Linked DNA regions of Homo sapiens: region 2 is linked to region 1. Evidence: chromatin loops called from intact Hi-C (ENCODE). Cell type or tissue: heart left ventricle. All regions are shown on one strand.

What was found. Hi-C counts contacts between places; a loop is a spot of excess contacts. Peaks named below come from ENCODE experiments on the same cell type or tissue, not always from the same donor. Only the 100,000 strongest peaks of a DNase experiment are listed, where the experiment ranks them.
Region 2: it touches region 1 in a loop (3-fold over the local background); 62 of 110 quality-filtered maps call a loop at or near these places.

The regions. Positions count from the first base shown.
Region 1 is chr14:80,937,113-80,945,112 of GRCh38, forward strand. It overlaps CEP128 (centrosomal protein 128), which reads right to left and starts at 4,626. Exons shown (of 25, transcript NM_152446.5): 1 at 4,469-4,626; 2 at 2,273-2,428. RefSeq lists enhancers at 4,461-4,540, 4,841-4,920. In heart left ventricle, no CTCF peak of the experiment used is centred here; DNase peaks (open chromatin) are centred at 4,309 and 4,669; H3K4me3 peaks cover 1,521 bases.
Region 2 is chr14:81,173,860-81,181,859 of GRCh38, forward strand. It overlaps GTF2A1 (general transcription factor IIA subunit 1), which reads right to left. Exons shown (of 9, transcript NM_015859.4): 9 at 1,593-6,471. The coding sequence ends at 6,364. Among named protein-coding and RNA genes, the nearest start is that of TSHR-AS1, 7.5 kb to the left of the region's middle. In heart left ventricle, no CTCF peak of the experiment used is centred here; no DNase peak of the experiment used is centred here; H3K4me3 peaks cover 969 bases.

The DNA of each region.
Region 1 (8,000 bases):
TTCGAGATGAGCCTGGGCAACACAGTGAGACCTTGTCTCTACAAAAAAATAAAACAAAATTAGCCAGGTGTGGTAGTGCACACCTGTAGTCCTAACTACTCGGGAGGCTGATGTGAGAGGATTTCTCAAACCTGGGAGGTAGAGGCTACAGTGAGCCAAGATAGCACCACTGCACTTCAGCCTGGGTGACAGAGTGAGACCCTGTCTCAATCAATCTGTAATATACATAGACGTTGACCCAGAAAATCTATTTCTATGACTATTAACCTAGGAAGATAAAATATTTATATATATTTTATGTATAGACATATGCATAAGAATTTCACTGTAGAAATTCTTCAGAAATTTTAATTCACTCATCCATTCATCCATGAGCACATTCATTCACTCCAGCCTGGGCAACAGAGTGAATGAATTTTTTTACAGTTGTAAAAGAATAAGAAAAAAATATAAATCCACTGGATAAGCATACAATAAATGTATCTAATCACTGGGATACTATGTATCTGCTAAAAGAGACAAGGTTGAATGGTAAGTGCTGACCTGTAACAATACATTTTACGAAAAAAGAAAAACATACTATACAATAGTATGAATGTATTGTAACTACTTTATATCAGAATCAACCCAGAGACATTACATGGATAGTGTATTCTATAATATACATGCTAATATAGTTTTTAATAACCTGGTAAATCTAGATTATTTTTATATTATTTCCAAAATTTCTGGACCAGATTATCCCAATAGGTCCCCCATCCAGCTCTAAAATTCTTTAATCCTAAGAATTTTTTTTTTTTTTGAGACAGCATCTTACTCTGTCACCCAGGCTGGCATGTAGTAGTGTGATCACAGCTCACTGCAGCCTCGACCTTCTGGGCTCAAGTGATCATTCCACCTCAGCCTCCCGAGTAGCAGGGACCAAAGGCACATGCCACCATGCCTGGCTAATTTTTTGATTTTTTTGTAGAGACGGGGTCTTGCTATGTTGCCCAAGGTGTTCTAAAACTCCTGGGCTCAAGCGATCCTCCTGCCTTGGCCTCCCAAAGTGTGGGATTACAGGCATGAGTCAATGCACCTGGCCTAATCCTATAAATTTTGTACACCACTGATCTTAATACACAGTGTTAGTATTTTTTTTTTTTTTTTTTTGAGACAGAGTCTTGCTCTGTCGCCCAGGCTGGAGTGCAGTGGCGCGATCTCTGCTCATTGCAAGCTCTGCCTCCTGGGTTCATGCCATTCTCCTGCCTCAGCCTCCCAAGTAGCTGGGACTACAGGCGCCTGCCACCACGCCTGGTAATTTTTTTGTATTTTTTAGTAGAGACAAGGTTTCACCATGTTAGCCAGGATGGTCTCGATCTCCCGACCTCGTGATCTGCCTGCCTCGGCCTCCTAAAGTACTGGGATTACAGGCGTGAGCCACCGCGCCCGGCCACACAGTATTAGTACTGCAAGTCCGCAGTGTGTCTCCCCTCTATGTTTCAGAGCCTTTTATCTATCGAGCACAATATGAAATCCAAAAAAAGGTCCAGAATTTTTACATCTATGTTGTAAATTTAAACTTTAAACATTACACCCTTAATTATCAATGATAATTCATGTTGAATTTATTTATGGAAATCACAAATTATAATGATCTCTTACCTCAATAATAATATAAGGACCACTATATTTTTTTTAAAAAACTAAGAAAGATAATAGAACTTTTTGAACATTGAAAGAGATGAATAACTGCACACTGTGCCATATATGGTCCACTTAATCCAAAAATGTTAAGTGTGAATCAAATTCTATTAGAGGGCACTTATAAACAGCAATGAAGCCCCTTGGCAGTGGGTGGGACTGAAATTTGGAGTCAGAAGACCTGGGAACAATGATCACTCTTTTGGCTCCAGAATCCCAAGCAAATTAAATAACCTGAGACTCAACTGTCTCCTTTGTAAAAGATAAGCATGGTAAAGGAATTATATAATGCCTGTAAAAGGTGTCTGACAGAATGCCTGAGACAAAGCAGGTTCTCAATTCCTTGCTTAATAGAAACAGGTACATCACTGTTGCTTTTGTTAAGGTTATAAAGGATATCTCAACTTATCTACTTTGTTCATCTGAATTTTTGCAACACTGCATACACAATCATTCGATATTTTATTTTTAAACCATATATTAGAAGGGGCTTCTTGCTCCCAAAACTCTATTTCTTGGCATAGTCTTTTCTACCATAAATATGCAAAAAATGTGTTATCTCAGAAACTCAGGGAGAAAGCATACTTACAAAGCACACCCCCAAAACTCCGAGTTGCTCTTCTCTGAGCTCAACGCTCTTTTTAGGCACATATGTCTGCCTCCTATCATTTCTTCATGAGGTTCAGGGCAAAGGGCCTAGTCAAGCCGATGATCTTTGGTTGCCCCTACACTTTCCCCAAACCACCTACAAATAAACAAAACAAGGGGGTAAGACATACCTACAACTTTAAACATTTTTAAATAATGAAATATGAAAATTAAGTCCCTATGTACAGACTATGGCATAACACAGAATAGAGAAAATGCTCCTAGAATGATTCAAAAGCCCAAGAGACCTCACTACAATTCTTCACATCCAAGTGCCCAGCCCACATATTGTCACTGGTGACTTCCATCCATGCCTGGGCATCCCTGGGGCTTGCCAGAGAGTTCATGCTCCAGTGTGAACCGCAGCCCAAGTCTAGCCAAAAAGTACTATGTATGAGCATGTCTAAAAGTTGGTAACTAAGTCAGGTAATACAGTTAACATGTTACTGCTGAATGTGGTGACCCAATTATACTTCCAAGCCAGTCTAACACTCCTAAAGGAAATATTTTATAAGATGCCCAGTTCTTCCCATACTCAGTGCTACAATTAAATAAATAAGAATAAAATGCCTTTGGTTGTAGAAAAGAGCTGTGGACAGAAATATTTTCAATTAATTGTGACTGCTTTCAAAGCAATCTGTAAGAATCCACAGGAAGTGATCCAGAGAACTGGGAGTTGTCTACATAAAAGGTAGATCTGGGAATACATCTATAAACCATTTCAAGAAAAAAAAAAGGTATTCTGAAAAAGTTAATCAAAATAAACTGTCAAGAAACAGTTCAAAGAGACCCAGGTTATGCAATGGCAGACAAGATACGCTGAGAGAACATAGGCACAGTGCACACTTCACTCTTCTAACAAAACAGCCACCATCACCCATGAAATGAGTCATAGGCACAACCAAATTTATGTGTGCCAATGTGAAACTGCCAAAGTTTTAACCTTATCTCTAGTGCTGTCCAGTACAGCAGTCACTAGACACATGGCTACTGAGCTCTAGCTCTTGCCAGGTCAAACTGACATGTGCTATACATGTAAAATACACAAGAGATTTTGATGACTTAAAATATTTTTTTTTTTAATGTACAGCCAGGCATGGTGGCGAGTGCCTGTAATCCCAGCTACTCCGGAGGCTGAGACAGGAGAATCGCTTGAACCCAAGAGGTGGAGGTTGCAGTGAGCCCAGACCGCGCCACTGCAGTCCAGCCTGGGCGACAGAGCCAGACTCCTCAAAAAAAAAAAAGTAAAAATCTCAATAAGTTTTATATTTACTCCATTGAAAACATTTTTCTATATTGCGCTAAATAAACTATTATTTAATTTCACCAGTTTCTTTTTACTTTTTTAATGTGGGTACTACAAAATTTAAATTCACCTGAGTGGCTCACACTGTATTTGTATTAGACAACACTAATCTGCATAATTAATAAAAAATAAACAACAAATGCTGAGCACTTGCAGGGTGCCAGGCACTGTGCTAGATACTTTACATAATACTCAAATCAATGCTGCAATTAATGGTAAAGTTTTACCAGACGCCTACATAACAGATTGGCTCCATCAAACCAATAAAAGATGCAGCTGGGATTCAATGTCAGGTATTTTTACGAAATAATTCAATTAAGGGACTGCTAACAGCTAAGGCTGGAGCAAATCCTATGATGGCACGGGAAAGAGAGGTCACTAATAAAGCGTTCCCGAGAGTAGCACGCTTTCTGTGACTACAAAACAGGTATTAAAAAAAAAATCAAATTTGCTTGCAGGACAGGCAAGCAAATGTCAGACGGTCCTCTGGAGGACCTACCGAATGAGTCCAATCTCCTGTCCCTTAAAGCTTCACAGATGCTAGCGGTAGAGCAAGCTGCTCCCAAAGGAAGGACAATGTAGTCCAGATTCGCTGGGTAACCTGGCCAGGACCTGACCGCGGACACCCCTGCCGAGGGAGGGAGGCCTCGGGATGACAGGCGCGCCGTCTCCCCTCACCTCTGCACACACTCCACCCATCCACGGCCCCACCCCAGATCCCGCGCCGCTCTGAGGTCCCCACCCCTGGGACGAGGGGAAGTGGGACTAAAACGTCTACAGTAAGACGGGGAAGTGGTCGAAAAAGGGCAAGGGGGAGGTGGGGGCAGGTACCTGAGACGGAGGATGATCCCAGCTCCTTAATGCCGGATCATCGCCTAGGCCCCACCCGGCTCCCGCGGCTACCAGTGACCCAGAAGGTGCAACTGACCAAACGCAGCGACTCAACCGACTGTGCTCTCCCCAGACTCGCAGCTATGGCAACTTGAACTAGCCGCCCAGCCACAGCAAGAGTACAGGACCCCGCTGCCGCCGCTTGGCCCTCTGGGAGTTGTAGTCCATCTCGGCCTCATGATCAAGGAATTACCAAGGGAGAGAGTCCCGAAAAGGAACTGCAAATCCCAGGATGCCATATAGCTGGCCTTCGGGTAACTTTCCCGGATAAAAGCCTGATCCCTTGGCCGCGCCCTCTTGCCCTGCTCTATTTTTTTTTTTTGTTAAAGGACCAGCCTCCTTTGTAGGAGGCAAACTCCAGTTAGAAAGTGAATAAAAATGCTTCCTTGGCCTTGACTGTAATTTTACTCCTTGGGGGACAAAAGGAGTCCCCCAGGACTACGGTAAGATGGGGAAGTAGAAAAAGGGCAAGGGAGCGGTGGGAGGACAGGGAAAGACAATTTCTAGCACTGAAATGTAAAAATCCCCTTAATACCAGGGTCCAGTATATTGTTCCAAAGACTCACAAATTCTTAGAAGCGGACGGGAACAGAGAAGATTATGTAGGCCAACCTGTTTGGCCTGGAAAGAGTAAGGGACTTGCCTAAGATCATATGGCTTATTCACGGCACACCAAAAGTAGATGTGAGGCTGTCAGCTCATTACTGCTGCTACTTCAGTCTAGGTGTCATCTCCTCACTCTAGAACATAAAAGAAATGTTTTCCACTCAGGGGAGTTGGTTTCAGTCACGAAGAGAATGAAAACCTCAATAAAAAACTGAACTTTGGAAAGCTAAAAAGTAACAATTAAATTAGTCATATGAATTGCCCTTCTTCTCTGCCAAAAAGACCACTTCCCCTTCCTTCTTTGAGGCTAAACTCAAATATTACCTGATCTGTGAAAGCTTTCCTGGCTACGTGAAGAAGAGCTAGATCATGTTTAATAACAAGGGTTCCTTAATCTAATAATTCTGTGCTCTATAATCCATTTCCCAGTTGGTCCCCTCTATTAGCCCTTCAAAGGGACCTAACCTTTTTTGTACATTTTTATCTTTCTTCTCACCCTTTCCTCACTTGCCCTTCTCCGTTCATATCCCTCTCTCTCTTTCTTTCTCTCTCTCCCCCTTTCTCTCCTTCCATCCCTCCTTACCCCTCCTCCCTCCCAACAGGCAGAGTCATAAATAATTAGCACATAAATTTGATATAGTCGTATTATTCAAATTTTTTTTCTGGCCAACACTGAGACATAAAACTATCTCATATTGGTTTGAACATAAAATAATTCTTCCAAAGACCTCCTATGCATTTGCAACTATCTTCAAGCTGCTTACTTGAAATTGTTCCTCAAGAATACACTCCACCAGACAGAGTTTAAGATAATTCAGAACAGCCATAAAATTGCCCCATATACATGCAGAAGCATAATAATAACTGTTTATTTGTAAACATTTTAACTTTCAAAACAATTCTATTCATTTATGTAATTCAGCAAATGTATGCTGTATATTTCTAGTATCCAGACATTGTTTTAGACACTGAAGTTGCAGTGAAAATAAACAACATAGACTTTGCTTTCAAATTGCTCAGAGCCATGTGAGAGAAAAAGACAATAAATGATTACAAATCTCTGTGTAATAGAATACTGCATAGGTTTGTATGGAAAGACATAAAAGAGAAACTTTCTGAAGAAGTGATAATCAGATCAACTGCAGGAGAAATGTCTACCAAAAGAGCTAATGTAATCACGAGCTACATTAATAAAAACTGATTGTCCACAGCTTTTCCTCCCTGGTTCAACCATATTTAGAGAATTGGATTCTATTCTATAGGCCTTATTTTTCAAAGTGATATTAACCAAATAAATCAAACATTACAGGACACAACTGGGACCAAAGGGTTAAAAATCAGATATTTTCGTTCATTTTGATCAAGAAATGCTTAAATATGTTACTAAATTCATAGCAGCTGTTTGTCAGCTTTGGTGTGCTCTCAGTCAACAGACGTGGCATCCCAAAAAAATGTAGTGAAGTCAGGCCAGGGGTGCTGACTCAAGCCTGTAATCCCAGCACTTTGGGAGGCTGAGGTGGGTGGATCACGTGAGGTCAGGAGTTCGAGACCAGCCTGGCCAACATGGCGAAACTCCATCTCTACTAAAAATACAAAAATTAACCAGGTGTGGTGGTGGGCACCTGTAATCCCAGCTATTCGGCAGGCTGAAGCAGGAGAATCATTTGAACCTGGGAGGTGGAGGTTGCAGTGAGCTGAGATGGTGCCACTGCACTCCAGCCTTGGTGACAGAGTAAGACTCCATCTCAAAAAAAAAAAAAAAAGTAGTGAAGTCACATCACTGAATCTTTGTTTTTTATGTCTTAACAAAATAGACAAAATGAGTTAAAGCCGACAAAATGAGTTAAACCAACAAAATAGATTTTACATGAAATTGTCTCATAACTCCCAAAGATATGTATTACTTTTAATCAATATGGCCAACACACATTATACAAACACAATACCATACTCAAGCAGAATCATCTGAGCTTAGATTTAGAAAAACCCACAAAGAGTATTGATATGGTCTGGCTCTGTGTCCTCACCCAAATCTCTTGAATTGTAATCCCCACATGTTGGGGGAGGAACCTTGTGAGGGGTGATTAGGTCATGGGGCAGTTCCCCCACGCTGTTCTCATGATAGTGAGTGAGTTCTCAGGAGATCTGATGGTTTTATAAGAGGATTTTGCCCACTTCTCTCTCCTGCCACCATGTGAAGAAGGATGTGTTTGCTACCCCTTCTGCCATGATTGTAAGTTTCCTGAGGCTTCCCCAGCCATGCAGAACTGTAAGTCAATCAAACCACTTTCCTTTGCCAGGTGCGGTGGCTCACGCCTGTAATCCCAGCACTTTGGGAGGCTGAGGCAGGCGGATCACGAGGTCAGGAGATCGAGACCATCCTGGCTAACATGGTGAAACTCCGTCTCTACTAAAAATACAAAAAATTAGCCAGGTGTGGCGGCGGGTGCCTGTAGTCCCAGCTACTTGGGAGGCTGAGGCAGGAGAACGGCGTAAACCCGGAAGGCAGAGCTTGCAGTGAGCCGAGATCGTGCCACTGCACTGCAGCCTGGGCGACAGAGTCAAGAGTCTGTCTCAAAAAAAAAAAAAAAAAAAAAAAAAAAAAAAAAAACAGAAAAAACAGAACAAAACAAAAAAAAAAAAAACCACTTTCCTTTATAAATCACCCAGTCACAGGTAGTTCTTCATAGCAGGGTGAAAACAAACCAGTACAAGTATCATTTGCAGTACCCTTCTTTTGCAAACCATGTATTACAGATAGGGGCACACAGAGGTTACATGATGTATTAGTTTACTAGGGATTTGATTAAATACCACAGAATGGGTGACTTAAACAACAAAAATTTATTTCCCACAATTCTGAAGG
Region 2 (8,000 bases), 240 kb after region 1:
AATGGGAAGAAGGGGCTAATTGGGAAGGCAAAAGACTCCTACAAGGGAAAGGTGATATCTTAAGACACACTTTGCATGAATAATGCTTTTCTTTCTTGGTTGCAAACAACAGAAACAGACTTATTTTAAGCAGAAAAGGGATTGGAAGGGTACAGTAGTTTGCAGCCAAAGTCTGCTTAGGAGGTTGCCAATAGCACTCTTGCCCCAGTCAATATCACACCACCAGACCTGAACATATATAGGACCTCTGACTGATCCTGCAACTTTGTTTCATGCTCTTAAGACTCAAAGTCCTGAGTGTAAGCATCAGTCTGACCACCTCAGATTTTGGTCCCTGTTTCTGGATCCAGTGACAGGTGACTTCTTACTTGCTATTCTACTTCCATAAAGAGGTATATATTACCCTCCATTCTTCTTGGCATGAAGCAAAATAGGAAGGGTATTCTGACACTGAGAAGCCAAAACAACAAATGTCCCTTGTACATCCCTGCTGAAAGTGAACAGCTCTAAAGAGCTTTACTCTCAGCCGGGCGCAGTGGCTCAAGCCTGTAATCCTAGCACTTTGGGAGGCCAACGCGGGTGGATCATGAGGTCAGGAGATCGAGACCATCCTAACATGATGAAACCCCGTCTCTACTAAAAATACAAAAACAAAATTAGGAAGGCGTGGTGGCGGGAACCTGTAGTCCCAGTTAACTTGGGAGGCTGAGCCGGAAGAATGGTGTGAACCCGGGAGGCGGAGCTTGCAGTGAGCTGAGATGGTGCCGCTGCACTCCAGCCTGGGCAACAGAGCGAGACTCTTGTCTCTAAAAACAAAAAAAGCTTTACTCTCTTCATCTCTTGCAACTAACCTGGGTGAACTTTAGTTTTCCTGGCCCTATTTGCCCCACTCAGCAATGCCACCCTAACCTATGCATCATTAGCATGGAGGTCCTGTCAACACAGAGAAGTCAATGTACTCTTTTTCAAAGTGGAGGAGACATTGTGAGAATCAGAGTGATGTATCCGTATCTTCAATGTTTGACAACTCTGTTTTGCTCCTTAAATGAACTGGACAGACTCCATTCATATTTGGAAAAGTCCATTTTTAAAATGATAGTTCTATCATAGTTTTAGCTTTGAGAAAATTCAACTTATTTAGACATATAATTTAGGATTTTTTTGGCGGGGGGAGAGAGGGAGCTTAAAGGCCCTCCCACTGTTTGATTATCCCTCTCCCATACCCAGCACTCAATTTTCTTCCCTCTGACACTTTCTGCTGTAGCCAGATGCATTGTTTCACCAACTTACCCTCCCAGGATTGTTTGGTTATAATGAACTCTTTCACTGGTTCTCAATTTGTTTTTGCTATTTTTGACCATTAATTTTTTCCGGTTCAAGAATAATTTTAAACTATGCAAATAAGTATGAAATTAAGCATATAATTGTGACATCTGAGTGCTGACTGTGTACCAGGCACCAGCCTAAGAGCTTTACATGCATCACACCTCATTTCATCCTCAAAATCTTGTCATTTTACAGCTGGAGAAACAAAAGCCAAAAGCTTAAGCTTAATCAAAGTAGGGGCTTGAATTAAACTGCAAAATACAAGATTTGCTGGCAATAAATAAGATATCTTTATTATGATTATGTTAATAGTTAAAATTTGCATGTTTTCTAGATAGTCTGTTAACAGGATAAAAAAATACAAAAAGGCGAGCTTCTTAATGATTCAGCTGAATTAACTATAAAATTAAAATACCTGCTAATTATTATCTTCTAAAATAACACAAAATATATTCAATACGCAATACAAACCTCAGTAATCCAATTCTCCTAATATGCAATTATTTATAACCTCTGAACTAAGAGGAAGTGGTTTGACTAAACAGAGAAATAACAATGTTTTTATCCTAAGTAATCTATACTTTGGAGTAGAAATACTTATTTAATACAATATGTTAATTATTAATATTTCACAAGGAGTAATCTTTATTTTGAAAAACAATGTTAATTATACCAATTTTTAGTTATAATTTGTTAGTGTGAATTCGCCCAACCTAAATTCCTGTGTGCCTGGAAAATACAACTTTTTAAAAGCTAGTATTAATCATTTGTAACACAGTTTACTAATTCAAATTGACATCTCAATCTACTTATCTTTAAGGTACAGAATTTAGCATCTTTTTGTTGTTGTTAAATGGAATTCTCATTAACAATGTAAAGCATTTTCCTTTCTAAATTGTATTTTATTCAATTATCTATAACAATGCCATATACTAGTAAGCAAAGCAAGCAACATTTTTTTTTAAATAACATCTTTAATTAAAGTTTTTGCAAAGTAGAATATTAAACTTAAAATAGGTCTTAGTACATCAAAATACTAAGTTCTCTAATTGTATTCCAAGATGGTCTTTAAAACATAATATCCCATATATCACAGAAGAGCAACCTTGATCTGCAATGAATTTTACAAACATAATAAATATATTTACGCCATTACACATAACAGTATGTACAACAGCAGTTGACAATAGTAGCTCAGAACAGCAAAAAGGATTAGCCCCGCCCCCCAAGTCATAGTCCTGATGTAGACTGGACTGATTAAGGAACCTTGACTGAAAGAGTAGTTACTAACTCAATGTGTAGTAACTTCCCTTAAAAGAGAAAAGTTTTTTTGTTCCTCAAAATAAACAAAAATGTTAGTTTGGTGTGTTCTTCATTAAACCATAGACAATGACAAAAGACAAGAGTAAGGCAGGCTTAAAAAGGGAACAATATAAACTTCGTAATAATTTTCATAGCATAATAGAGGACTAAAATGCAAAGCTATTTAACAAACTCATGAGGAAACAAGTAAAGCAACTATTTTTTAACTAAAGAATTCAAAATCTGCTATAGCTGATTCTGACAGGTAGGTGAGAGAAAGACATGAAATAAAATGAAAATGTACAAAGATGGATCAACAAACTATTACATTGCACAAAAGCTTAAAAAAAAGAAAGTTCAAGATGAAATAATCGGAAAAACAGGAATTTTCTCAAGTAGAAGAAAATGCTAAGTCATAAAGAGAACTCCCAAGAGGAAATTATGTCTGTTTTCCTATACAAGGGGTATTTACCCTCTGATAAGAATGGTGACATTATTGCTATGAGAATCAAAAATAGTATACTCTTAGAGGGAGACAACTCTTTTCATTCCTCCATAAAAGCCAGGAAAAAAAAAATCTGTGACTTTCATTATAGCAAAAGAAAATATTCATATAAAAGCTATATGTTATTTCCTAAAACCAGAATCTATTATGCTCATTAAGCACACATTTTAATTACTACACACTGCTCAAGTCTTGATGTAATCTTAGAACAAGAAAGTGGCTTTGCTTTTAAAAGAGGCAACAGTGTAAATGTGACATTATGATGGCATTTTAATTAACAGAAAGAAATGTGAACATTTAAAAAATAGAAAAGCCCAACATAAAGATCCCCCTCACATAACAGACATTTTACTCTAGAAATTAATTGCACATTAAAGAGTTGTTTTAGCCATATGTGGCACTCCACAGAAATTAAACATGCTCTCAGGCATTCAAATGGTCTGATTACCCAAATGGCCACCAAGCAAGAGTTTGTATACTGAAAGGCACACATTTCCATGTTTTATCTTGTAATTTTGTGTAAATTTTCCTTAGCACTGTTGATTAATGTTAATTTAAGTAAAAGGTGCCATCGCCATCTGTGCAAATCTAAACAAATCCTCTCCAGAAACCATTACTTATTTTCATAATACCAAGTCCGAACTATTTTCTGCCTTTAGATAAACATGCTACTTTCATTTTCAAATTCTGAAAGTGGAAATCCCTTGCCTTTTCAAAGGAATGACATTTTAATGGAACCTAATACGAAATGATTTGTTAAATACAATGTTAAAAGCATGATTAAGAATTCAAGTACAATAAAAGATAAGCAAGTGACATTCTTACAGCAAAAGCTACTATAATAAAACTAAAACATGCTATTTGATTAAAAAGGACACGATGCAAATAATATATAAGAGCACAATTTGGTATGCAATGTAGCTTGGACCAGCTTTCAGAATTTTCACAGGTAAAAGAAAAGCATTTGCCAAGTATACCATAATTCATATGCAATACGCAGGTGCAAATACAAATGGTTATTTCCTGCTTCAAAAATAACAAAATAACCACTCTGAAAGCAGTGGTTGTTAATATTTGAAAAATAAAGTTATAAAAACAGGCCAGTATACAACACTACTATGAATATGAATGTTTGTCTACATAGAGGGCCCAAGACAAGCTGAATATCATACAGTAATCCAAGTTTCAGTAGCATAAAAACTACTAGATAGCCAAAGGGTTTCACTTAAGCAACACTGCAGCACTGCTGAATTTTTATAGGTAGTTCAGGTCACTGACTTCCTTACTGAGTAAATACAAACCTACTAGCAACTATATTGAAGAACAGTTGAACAACAGCACTTCTGTGATGTTACTCCCTCCCATTTCCTCTTCTCTCAGTCTTAATAATATATATTTTAAAACCTCTGTGTGCTTTGAGAGTCACAGAATAAACAAACTTCCCCTCAAAAAACTAAATTAATATAGTCAAAATAAAAGCTGTATTACCAGTTATGGCATCTAAATAAAATCTAACTACTAGCATGCTAGACACCACCATTAACACCAAAGTTTAGAACATAAGTTAAAGAGATCAAGGTGGTAAGCTGGGTGGGAAGTAGAAAAAAAAAATTTTTGCCTTTTTTTAAAGTTAAAAGATTTGTGTTAAAAAAGAAACACTATATAATAGCTCACAGTTTTCTTCTCTGTAATGTACTTTAAAAAGTGTTCATGTGTTACTTCTGAAAACACAAAGGCAAAAGGAAGACAAAAACTGAAGATTAAAAAAATATATCAATATACAAGTAACCTAAACACATGTAAATTTTGTCAAGATAAACCATGGAAAGTTGAATTCGTTGTAAGAACACAATGGTGAAGACAAGCATTCCTGCAGTTCTCCCAGGCAGTGAATTCACACTGAACACAGCAGTGCCATATTGTTCTTCAGAGCCCCTTACAGAATACAGACCTATGCATTCTTAATATACATATTACATTTCTATTATTTTTAATATACAAGTCAAATTTCTATGCTTTCTTCCCAATGTGCAAACTGGAGCCAACGTCTTTATTTTCAATGGCCTGGAAGGGCCACCAAATGAAAGAGAGGTAACTTAGTGGCCCACCCACCTCTTCCCCCCAAATTTTCCCCTCAAATTACAAAGTTGATTTTAAAAACTTGTTGAATTAGAATAGATTTTTAAAATTCTTTACTAGTAAACACAAGAAACTTTTATAATTACTAAACTGTTTAATAAAAATCCAGGTCCTCACCACCTGCCCTATGCTAATCAATGCACAGACTGTTAACTGAATGTTTAGCTTAAAAACTAAACACATTTATAAGCACACACTTCAGCCCAACAGGAAAAGTCTACATATATTCATGTGTATACAATTTCAGCTAGATGGTATGCTTGCAAAATAAAACTATATTCCTGAGGAGCTAGTTTGGGGTTTCTTTTTAAGGTGTGGCACTAAAAGAAACAAATTAAGTTTTTCTGTAAGGAAATTAAAGTTGTGGTTTCAATTCCACTGAACTCAGACAAGACCCAAGTCTTTAATTACATTTAATAAGTATGAAAACCTAATTAAAATAAATATTCATTCCTGGGTCAAATTTTATCTCCAAACTATGATCACTGATAACTTTAAATCTTAAATAGATGTTTCATAAAGCTGGAAAGGAAGAGGTATATATCACTGAGGGAGAATAGCAAGTAAAAATATTTAAGACCTATTATGAGAGTTTTAAATTGTTTTCTTATACAAGTGAATTAAAATTCAACACAATTCTTACCCTTTTGTAAAAAGCTCACACGCAACTTTTACCAAATATAACCACATACAATAAGCAGTTTCAGTTCAATCTATCAAAAGGGAAGTTTCTTCAGTTCATTCCAACAAGTATCTTCTGATTGAACCCAAGTTGGAGGAAGGAATATAGACAAAGCTTTACATGCTAATTACCGGTGGCAGGTACCTGTATTTAAAATCAACAATTATGGTTTTCCTACACAAAACCCCAACCCTCCCACCCAAAAACCCTAGGTGCTACAGTTCCATGGCTTGCCAGTAAGTAGTGTCTATGTTGTCAAGGTCTATCTTTGTTCCAGTAGCTTTGCTTCTACTGCACTTTTCTGACATGCAGAAACGAAGTTTTGGTTGGCATATGCCCCAAGTTTCAAACTGTCCGCTTTACATTTTTTTTAAGTTTCTTTTATTTATAAAAGAAAAAAAGCAACTCTTCACCATTCTGCATCTCCAATGGCTTTGGAAAATATATAATCTCTTCCATTAAGATTCATAATGCCATCCTTGAGATGAAATTTCCATTTGTTTTTACTTCTGTGTATCTAAACAAAAACAACATTTTAAAAATTGAGAGATACAATCAGAAAACAGAGAAAACAAGTAACAAAAAACCCATACACACACACACGTACACACACACCCCCCCACAAAACAGTATTTACAGTATTGTATTTGCAAATTGGTTTGTTTTTGTAGAAGAAGGGTCTCCTATGTTGTGCAGGCTGGGCTCGAGCTCCTGGCCTCACGTGATCCTTCTATCTCAGCCTCCCAAAGTGTTGGGATTACAAGCGTGAGTCACAGCACCTGGCCTAAAAATTGGTTTCTTAATAAAGTTTAATTTCACCAAAAAGAACAACAACAACAAAAAAACCACACACAAAACTCACTAGGTGGGTCTAAAAACAAATTTATCTGTAATTAGTACTATTTTATAGCTTTTAGTACTTGTGTTCATTAAAGTAGTTAAAAAATATTTCTTTACAAAATGTCTTATCTCTCTACCAGGTTTGCATATATATTTTCAAGGTCTACCTCAAAAAGACTATCCTCCACAAAGCTTTCCCAAATCTTACCAGCTAAAACTATTCTTTTCCACTGTTAAATTCCCAATGGTATTTTCATTGACATTTCTTACATTATTTGTAAGTAATACAATTATGGACTCATTTCTTCTACCAAAATAAAACTCCTTATAGAGTTCTCAAGACCTAACTACCATGGAACCTTATACATAGCAGTATTTTAAAAATACATCTAAAGGATGCTAATCATCCAGTCACTTACACCAGATTTCAAAAACTATGTACATCCACAGTTAAACAAAAAGAGCTGAAGGGCAGGCTCTGGGCACTCCCATCTTTGCCTTCACTTATAGTCCGTAGTTGTTTGTAATTCCATGGATTTGGTGGGGGAGAGGAGTTGTAAAACTTAATGAACTGAAGTGACCTTTCTTCCTTTTCCCAGTAAGTCACACTAATTATTTAATGTTCAAGTTCCACATCTTCTGCAAAGAAGGCCCCCTGGTTCTCCCTATTCTATGATCTAAAGGTACCTAAAAAAAAAAAAAAATCAACTAGTTCAGGCTTTCATTTTCAGAAGAAGAAATGACAGATTGGATAGGGTTCAATGGTTTGACCAAGTGTATACTGCTACTAAGTGACAATCATGATTTTCAAGTCTTGGTCCAGTACGCTTTTACTAAATCAGTCTGTTTCATATAATAATGCAGAAATGCTCAACAGGTATAGATATTTTCTTTTTCTTTTTTTTCTTTGAGACAGAGTCTCACTCTGTTATCCAGGCTGGAGTGCAATGGCACGATCTTGGCTCACTGCAACCTCCCCCTCCCAGGTTCAAGTGATTCTCCTGCCTCAGCCTCCTGAGTAGCTGGGATTACAGGCACTCACCATCACGCCCAGCTAATTTTTGTATTTTTGTAGAGATGGGTTTCACCAGGCTGGCCAGGCTGGTCTTGAACTCTTGACCTCAGGTGATCCCCCACCTCGGCCTCCCAAAGTGCTGGGATTACAGGCGTGAGCCACTGCACCCGGCCAGGTACAGATATTTTCTG